Linked DNA regions of Homo sapiens: region 1 is linked to region 2. A link is a contact called in ENCODE Hi-C or POLR2A ChIA-PET data. All regions are on one chromosome and are shown on one strand. The core of a region is the stretch at or near the end of the contact, and the rest is flanking DNA. Distances in the headings are between cores, read along the strand shown. Region 1 overlaps MAD1L1 (mitotic arrest deficient 1 like 1). Region 2 overlaps MAD1L1 (mitotic arrest deficient 1 like 1).

Region 1 (4,398 bases), core at 1,257-3,756, 67 kb before region 2:
ACTTTAAAAGGTGCAGTCCTGCAGGCGAATGTGTAGCCGCCTGCGTTTGCGTCATAGGTCCCGAATGTCCTTTCTGCCACACAGGAGGCCATCCCACGCTTGTCCTGTCACGGATCGTTTGCCTCCTGTGAATATTCAGGTTGTTTCCGGTTCTTCCTGTTCTGAACAGCGCCAGGACAAGCACCGGGTACACATTTTTGCATTTTAAAACACATTTAGTAACTCATTCTTCAGCTGGGGAAAAGCCCACGTAAGAGCCCATCAGCAAGTCCGAGCGCGTGTTCCTCCCGCTTCAGCCGCCATCCCTGGCTCCTTAGCGTGTTCCTCCCGCTTCAGCCACAATCCCTGGCTCCTTAGCACACTCGGAATAAAACCTGAGTCCTCCCGGTGGCCTCTGGGCCCCACGCCCCGTGTGTCTGCCCCCTGCTCCAGGCTTGTGTTCTTCCTCCACCCTCCCAGAGCTCCTTGGTGTTCCGGCCTCAGGACCTTGACCTCGTGGCGCCCTCCACGCGGGAGTATCGTCCTGTGCCTTCTCGCGGCTGGTTCACCCACACCAGCCACATCATCAGAAGGAAGAGATTCTTAGGCGATTTTTGTTTGCTGAAGGAGAATCACAGATCAGGATGAGGTCTCCTGGTCCCTTCCTCCCTTTTAAGGACAGATAACTGAAGTTCAGGAAAGCCCAGGCCACACAGCAGGCCAGGGACCAGCTGGGGCCACAGCCCAGGCCTGCAGGTGCATGGCTGTTGCCTTTCTAGAGTTCTGAGGCCTTTTCTCTCCCTTTATTGCTCAGCAAGTTCAAAGAACATCTCGCTAATGATGCACCTTTTTCTGAGTTTCTGTTCGTTAAAGTCCTTTGTTCCCACATTGCCTTTGATTGTTTCTCTAGAAGCCAGATTTACTTGATTTTCAATTCACTGTTCTTTTTTTTTCTTTTTTTAGACAGTCTCGCTCTGTCACCCAGGTTGGAGTGCAGTGGCACGATCTCGGCTCACTGCAACCTCTGCCTCCTGGGTTCAAGCCATTCTCCTGCCTCAGCCTCCCGAGTAGCTGGGACTACAGGCACCCACCACCACGCCTGGCTAATTTTTGTATTTTTAGTAGAGATGGGGTTTCGCCATGTTGGCCAGGCTGTTCTTGAACTCCTGACCTCAAGTGATCCACCCGCCTCGGCCTCCCAAAGTGCTGGGATTACAGGCGTGAGCCACCATGCCCGTCCAATTTACTGTTCTTTACTCTGCAATCTGCTGCCTCTTTGCCAAAATAAATCTTTGCAGGTAAGATAGGTGCGGTGGGGAGTGTGAAATTTATTACAGAATGGTTATTTTGCTTCTTAAAAAATTTTTGTTTTAAGAGGCAGAGTCTTGCCATGTTGCCCTGGCTGGTATCAAACTCCTGGCTTACACGATCCTCCTGCCTTGGCCTCCCAAAGTGCTGGGATTACAGGCATACACCATCATGCCTGGTCTAAAATATTGTGTTTTTTTTTTTAATTTTTTTAAGAGATGAGGTTGCCCAGGTTGGAGTGCAGTGATGTGATCATAGCTCACTACTGCCTCGAACTCCCGGGCTCAAGTGGTCCTCCCACCTCAGCCTCCTGAGTAGCTGGATTACAGGTGCCCACCACCATGCACGGCTAATTTTAATTATTATTATTATTATTATTATTTTTTGAGACGGAGTCTCGCTCTGTTGCCCAGGCTGGAGTGCAGTGGCGTGATCTCGGCTCACTGCAAGCTCCGCCTCCCGGGTTCACGCCATTCTCCTGCCTCAGCCTCCCGAGTAGCTGGGACTACAGGCGCCCGCCACCATGCCCGGCTAATTTTTTTTGTATTTTTAGTAGAGACGGGGTTTCACCGTGTTAGCCAGGATGGTCTCTATCTCCTGAGCTCGTGATCCGCCCGCCTCAGCCTCCCAAAGTGCTGGGATTACAGGCATGAGCTGCCGCGCCCGGCCTGCTAATCATGACTAAAGGTAGAACAGTCAGGAATGTCACCTGTTATCTCTGAAGTCATAGTCCCTTGGTTTTCCCTGACCTGCCTGCTACTGCGCCCACTTGCAGCAGCACCTCCGTTGCCCAGTGAAGCATGCTGCCCTGGTCTTACTGTTTCACCGGCACTCTCCTATCTGCGATGCCACTGTCCACAGCGGGGTTGCTTTAGGGTTTCGAGCTCACCTGGGGCCTTCCTGGGTTCTAGCCCCGTGAGCTACAGGCACTTCTTTGTAAAAGGGGATTCCACCAGTTAGGCAGATTCCGGTTCAGTCTCCAGCAGCCCGGGGCCCTTCCTGGAAGAGTGCTTTGTGAGCGGAGTGCGCCGCCCAGGTGTGTAGTGGTGCTTCTCAGGCCCATGGGCTGCCCTTCCCTGGGCCTCTTCTGTTTGAGGCCCTTGTCACTGGGTTCGCCTGGCATGATGATGGAGGCCCTGCAGCTCCCTGCCAGGCGTGGTTCCGCCCAGGTCATTCTCCCGGCCCAGCTGCTGTGGACAGTGGACACACGCTGTCACAGCCTCAGGCCGGCCGGGCCACGCCTCCCGGAAGCGGGCCTGCTTGTGTGTGGTTGCATCCCAAGCTCTCCACTTGCTGCCCCTGTTCTGAGCTTCTTGCCGAAGTTGTGTTTGGGGCCATTATCTAGCTTTCTTTTTGAACGTTTAAAGCATTCAAAAGATCAGCTTTTCCAAAGAGTGAGGAAACAGGGAGAGAAAATTATGGCATTTGTTTGAAAGGTTCTGAGGGCTTTTTTTTAGCTTGAACAGTTCAAACAGCGCCTCTTGTTAATCAGGAATGTTCTGGCATCCCTGGGGTGGTCACACGGGCTTAATTGGAACCCAGGCTGCTTTGAAGCCCTTGAGATCCTTCCTGAGCTGGGAGAAAGAGTGCGAGGGCAGCAACTGTAAAGCCGGCATTTCTTCATTTTATTTACATGTGTCTGGGGACCCTTGTAACTCATGTCCCTGCAGCAGTTGAGCCAAGTTGCTGACTTGTGGACAGCTCAGAGAGATGGGGGCCAGTTTCTGGCAAAAGAGCTGTAAAACATGGCCTGGGTCCAGGGCTGCGGCGGGATCCCCTCCTGGGAGGCGAGGTCTGGATGGACCACGTCACAGTCGTGGTGGCGTGGACTTTGCTGCTGGCGGCCTGTTCTTGTCAGAAGTTTCCACATGGGAGAACGTGTGGTTTTACTGAAGTCACTTAATGAGTGACCCTAATAGCTCTAAGACGTTCATCAGTATGGACCCCAGGACTTACTTCCTCTTTCGCAGAGCATGTGGACCCACAGTAACCACACTGGAGTTCCAGGCACAGGTGTACCCTGGGGGCCGGTCATTCTGCGTACACAGACCTGCCTTTGTCAGCGGGGCTGTGGGCAGCATGGGGTGGCCATCCAGCCATGGCCATGTTGCTCCAAGCCCCACCGTGGTCCTCAGGGGCACTCTGTCTCGCCCTGAGCCTCCAGCCACCTTGCCCGTCAGTCTTTCCCTGTACCTCTTGGGGATGGGGAGTCTGCCACCTAGCAAAGCACCCACTTGTCCCACCCCTTCCATTCTGTTGAGCTGAGACGCGTGTTTTGGTCGTTTCGTGCCGTGGACACCACCTTGGTTTAGTGAAACACGGCGCAGAGTCCCCTCTCCCCTGGACCACGTTTCCCCATTTCAGCTCCCTGCTGTGCACGGCTGCTTCTTCCCGCTCTGCAGAGGGTGGTCCTGGTGGCTGGAGTGCGGCAGGCAGCAGCATCCTCCCATGGTGGCTCGCATCCCAGAGTGTGACCGTGGGTTCATGCTGACGGCTCAGGCATCCCCTGAGCCTGGACACTGAAGTGTACAGATTGAGGTGTGTTGTTGGATGAGTCATGACAAGTGGAACATGTGCACTCGTCCAGATAACACACTTCTATCAGTCCAGAGTTCCCGGGGTCCCCCCAGTCCAGCCCTTCATCCCCGGCAGCTGTAGCTTAGCCTTGTTTGTTGTAGAACTTCCTATAAATTCTTCCCTTTCTATTTTTTTTCTTTTTCTTTTTTTTTTTGAGATGGAGTCTCACTTTGTCGCCCAGGCTGGAGTGCAATGGTGCGATCTCGGCTCACTGCAACCTCCACCTCCCGGGTTGAGGCGATTCTCCTGCCTCAACCTCCAGAATAGCTGGGATGACAGGCGTGAGCCACTGCGCCCAGCCGTATTTGTATTGCCCACCTTTTGTTTCGTTGAATCTGTGCTCAGGTGTCACCTTTCCCTAGCTAGAGCCCTTTCCTGGCCCTCCCGGGTCAACATGCCCCCTTCCCTCAGCCTCAGGCTTTCCACTCTTCTCCAGATCCGGCCACTGGATCAAGCCACTGTCACCTCCTCTGGGCCTTGGGGATGTCACCTGCCCACTCTTGTCATGGTCGGCCTCCTTAGCGAGCCACTCAG
Region 2 (4,337 bases), core at 1,366-3,865:
TGATGGTGGTGATGGTGACAGTGGCGGTGGTGGTGGTGGCGGTGGCGACGGTGGCGGTGGTGACGGTGACGGTGGTGATGGTGGTTGTGGTGACAGTGGCAGTGTTGGTGATGATGGTGGGTGCAGTGGCAGGACTTGGCATCTGTTGAGAGTCTGCCCTGTGACTGGTGCCAGGACCTAGCCTGCGTTTTCACCTTATCCTGTGCTCTCAGCCTCTTCTGCTGGGGAGACTCAGTCCTGAGTCAGACAGGAGGGTCCAAGGTCAGCGAGGCTGTGTGATCTGCCCACTCCCACCCATGGCAGATTCAGACCTCCAGTCAGGGTCTTCCCAGCTGCAGAGCCCCCTGTGTGCACTGGACTGCACTCCTCCTTCTCCTGCCTGGTATGTGTTTATCCAGCATGTGTCAGGCGTGGGCCAGCTTGGGCTGTGATGGTGACTGAGACAGCTGTGGCCCTGTGTGCACGGAGCCAACAGTCTAGTGGGTGAGCAGCATAGAAGCTGTTCACTTTGGTGAGCATGGAGCCGGTAGTCTGGTGGGTGGCAGCATAGAGGCTGCTCACTTTGGTAAGTTGAGGGAAGAAGCGTCTTTGTTCTTTACTGGCTCTCAGGGTCCAGGTGCACAGCCTCCTGGATGGAGGCCCTTTAGGAATGGAGCCCCAGTCTCACGCCAGGCACCCGGATGGAGACCCTTTAGGAGTGGAGCCCCAGTCTCCTGCCACCCACCTGGATGGAGACCCTTTAGGAGTGGAGCCCCAGTCTCATGCCACCCACCTGGATGGAGACCCTTTAGGAGTGGAGCCCCAGTCTCATGCCACCCACCTGGATGGAGACCCTTTAGGAGTGGAGCCCCAGTCTCATGCCACCCACCTGGATGGAGACCCTTTAGGAGTGGAGCCCCAGTCTCATGCCACCCACCTGGATGGAGACCCTTTAGGAGTGGAGCCCCAGTCTCATGCCACCCACCTGAATGGAGACCCTTTAGGAGTGGAGCCCCAGTCTCGCGCCAGGCACAGTGGCTGTGGCCCTTCCCCCCAGGGCAGACCCCATAGCACAAAAGCCCGCATCCTCTTTGGTGTATGAATGTTCCCACAGTGGAAACTAGGGTTTTTCCAGTCCCTTGTGACAAAGGATTATGAGTTTTTTCCCATTGAAGGGGAGCAAGTTTCTGAGGGTGGGAAGGAAGCCGTTGAAAACAAATTGGCAGCACTCCCCCCATCCTCTTGCTGATGGGGAAAGTGGTTAATTAGGTGATTTTTCTCTTCCCCTGACACGTGCAAATGAGGCTTCGTTAATAACTGCACTGTTACAGAAATGATACGACTTTAACACCAACGTCAAGTTGTCAGGCGTGTCTGCAGAGTGGAGGTGGGGGGCACTGGAGGCCCCTGCGCCCCTCCCGACAGGAGTCATGCTGGAGCCGCGCCTCCAGTCGCTGGGGCTTGGCCTTGGGCAACGAGCTGTTCCCCTCCCACCCTCCAACCCCCTTCAGGGCCAGCTTAATTATTTAAAACTGATGATAAAAACAGAATGAGCTGCCAAGATGAAGTGATGATTTGCGGCCAGGACCTGGGGCTTGGGTGGACGCGGCTCCCACTCTCCCTGCTTGCTGTGTGCTGGCCCAGTGCGGCCGTTTCCAAGGACGCCTTCCGGTTTGCAGCCAGGGCCCAGGACACGGACAGCATCTCTGCTCTCAGGTGTCAGGAGGCCTGCAGATGGTGCAGGGCCCGCTCAGGGCTTGTCCTGCCAGGACGAGGCAGACGCGCCGGGTGGGCAGGTGGGTAGGGTAAAGCAGAAGCAAAGCGGCAGTACCACAGAGCAAGGCACCAGCATTGTAATGTCTGGAGTGTGGCACCCCCTCCAGGAAGCAGGTGCTTCACGCTCAGAAGCGCCTGGCTGTGGCATGCTTCTTACTATCTGTCAGAAGGCTCAAGGTCAAAAGGCCGTGCTTTCTGCCATAGAGTTTCAAGAGTAAAGGAGAACGCGGAGATCTAGTCAGCTGGGATTCCTAGCTCTGCTCAGAAACAGGCTGGGCTTTGAGACCTTTTCCTCCTCATTTTCCCTGCTGGTCTGGAACAGAAAGTACTTGCAGCTGACTGCGCTGGCCGTCGTAAAGCAGTGTGCACCTGTCTCTCAAACCTCAATGGTTGCCTGGGATTTGCTTCTCACCTATGTCCTTATCCATCAACAGGTAGTTATTAAATGCCCATGTCCCTGAGACGGTTTTGGGCTTTGTGTGGCTGGGGGCGAAGTGTAAGGAATGACCTCTACCTGTAAGGAGCTCACAGCCAGCCCCTTGGCTTGAGCTGTGAGAAGTTTGAAAATCCATGTGCTAGGTTAGCCCAGATGACACCAAGAGCATTGGTGCTGGTTCTTCTGAGTCATGCCTGGGGCATCGAGGGCTGGGCTGGTGGGAGGTGACTCCTCACAGTCGGCAGCCAGTCCCACTGGGGATAGTTTCATGGCCAGAATGGCCTACCAGGGGCTCCTCCCTGCAGGGTTGAGAGCTCACGCCTGAGGACTGTTCACAGGAAGCCACGGCCCGGGTGCTTCCTGGGTCTCGGGTAGGAGTACCTCTTCTGAACCACGTCTAATGGGTTTTTTGAAGAGAAGAGAAATGAATCTCCCAGTGCTGACTTCTGAGATTCGGCTGTCTCCCAGCCCGATGCGCTCACTTCCGTCCACGCTCCCGCCTGGCCTCTGGGTGGCGGGTTGTTAGTACAGTAAAGATTGCTAGCTGTCTCTTTTGCAAATCTAAAATGAGATTTCATTTTTTTAAATAAAAAGAAAAAAGTGCTTGAACATTTGCAGCTGGGAGATAGCACAGATTAGAAACATTACTTATCTCTGCTGCACAAAAGAAGGCAGCGAGAGAGGAATAAATTGCTGTTGAATGCTAACGAAGCCAAGGCGGCAGGGGCTGCGGGAAACAACTCCTGTTGAGGAACAGAGCGAGCACCTGACCTGCACCCTCCACAGTGGGCCGGGCGCCGGAGTGCACAGGGCAGGCGGGGCTGTGGGTCCAGGTGAGACAGGCTGTGGCTGCTGCATGTTGACCTGGCGGTCGGGGTGGAGTCTGGTCACCAGTGTTAGCGGTGCGTTGGGGGATGCTCCTTCCTGGACCATGGGAGGCTGTGCTACCACTGCGCTTAGGAGCCTCAGTGAAGCTCACCCTCTTCAGCCACGTGCACTGGGGTCACTTGTGTTTCTGTCACCCTTGCCACCCATCGTGTCAGGAGGCCTCCGTGTCCATGCCAGGGTGCCCTCCATCCCCAGACATTCCGGCACCTTCCTGTTGTTTCCTCTATAAGAATTCCCACCTGCCCTCTTGGCTTAGCAAATTCCAGCTCAGCCTTTGAGGTCCAGTTCGAGTAGCGTCTTTTCTGACCCCTTTATTTGGCCCTCCAGGGGCTTTCCTTCTGTTCCTCCATTTCCCCTTGGGCCCACCTCTGGGGACGCCGGGCCTTGGTGCGTGATGCCTGGCGTGTGGTGTGAGCCCTGTGGTGTGTAGATCTTCATTGCCTCTGGCTCATGCCGGGCAGCTATCGGGTGTGGTAGTGCGCTCCCTTGGGCCTCCTGGAGCAGTGGCAGCAGGCGGCTCTTGCATGTGCCGTGTCCTCCGTGACCAGGGCTGTGCTGGATGGACGTGTCTGCCGTGCTGTGCTCCCTGCCCATTTGTTTGAGGGGGCCGTCCTTAGCGTAGCCTTCCTGACTTGTTAACCAGGCAAGAGACCATACACATGATGGCTTGGGTGACTGCTGCTGCGTACGGCATGGTTGGTGGGACCCCAGGCAGCAGGGGAGAGGGACCCTGGCTATTTGGATCTCTGCGGTGAGTGGGAGGGACTCTTGCCCACTTTGTGTCTGGTTGTCACAGGGTTTAGGGCCCGAGGTCTCTTGTTCCTGTCTGGACTGAGCACCTGGGTCCCCGTGGCGTGTGCTGCGCAGGCCTCATCTGTGGACGGAGGGTGTTTGCCATGCGCCTTCTGCGCAGAGGCCTGGTGTGTGACTGGCGCTCTGGTGCTACGGGGCTTTGGCAGAGGACGGCGCTGTGCAGTCAGCCCCAGTCCTGGGGCCTCAAAGACTCAAGGTCATTTTGAGTCCTCCAAAGCAAGGTGATTCCAAGTGTGTCTTCAGAGTCTGAAGTCGCGGGCGTCCTCACTGATCTGTCCTCTGTGCCCCGAGAAGACAGAGCTGTGTGGCATGGAGCCGCCGCATGAGTGATTCCGCTGCCTTCCTCCCGCTGGAGGTGAAGCTTCCTCTCAGTTCCGTCTTACTTTGATCCAGTGCGACACCGCGCTGCTGAGCGTGCCCTCCCCGTTGGTCTGGGAGACCTGAG

Evidence for each region. A loop is a pair of places that touch in the nucleus more often than their neighbours do. ChIA-PET counts read pairs that join two places held with the same protein, here RNA polymerase II (POLR2A). Pooled maps may share reads with other maps.
Region 1: a loop to region 2 is called in a map of GM12878, with 2.8 times the contacts of the local background. The contact joins two enhancer-like sites. A Hi-C loop is called at or near these places in 24 of 168 maps with a recorded cell type or tissue (CD8-positive, alpha-beta T cell, GM12878, HepG2 and 17 more), 6 of 37 single-sample maps with no recorded cell type and 17 of 50 pooled maps. POLR2A ChIA-PET finds 5 or more read pairs at or near these places in 7 of 52 experiments (A673, AG04449, AG04450 and 4 more).

The regions. Positions count from the first base shown.
Region 1 is chr7:2,164,824-2,169,221 of GRCh38, reverse strand. The region is part of intron 10 of MAD1L1 (mitotic arrest deficient 1 like 1); the gene reads left to right. Among named protein-coding and RNA genes, the nearest start is that of MAD1L1, 66 kb to the left of the region's middle. RefSeq lists enhancers at 267-940, 2,930-3,259 and a silencer at 2,895-3,105. Within about 2 kb of position 2,506, at least 5 of the 41 ENCODE cell types and tissues checked have a DNase peak (open chromatin) inside an H3K27ac peak, as active enhancers do.
Region 2 is chr7:2,097,934-2,102,270 of GRCh38, reverse strand. The region is part of intron 11 of MAD1L1 (mitotic arrest deficient 1 like 1); the gene reads left to right. Among named protein-coding and RNA genes, the nearest start is that of SNORA114, 11 kb to the right of the region's middle. RefSeq lists an enhancer at 1,763-1,812. Within about 2 kb of position 2,615, at least 4 of the 41 ENCODE cell types and tissues checked have a DNase peak (open chromatin) inside an H3K27ac peak, as active enhancers do.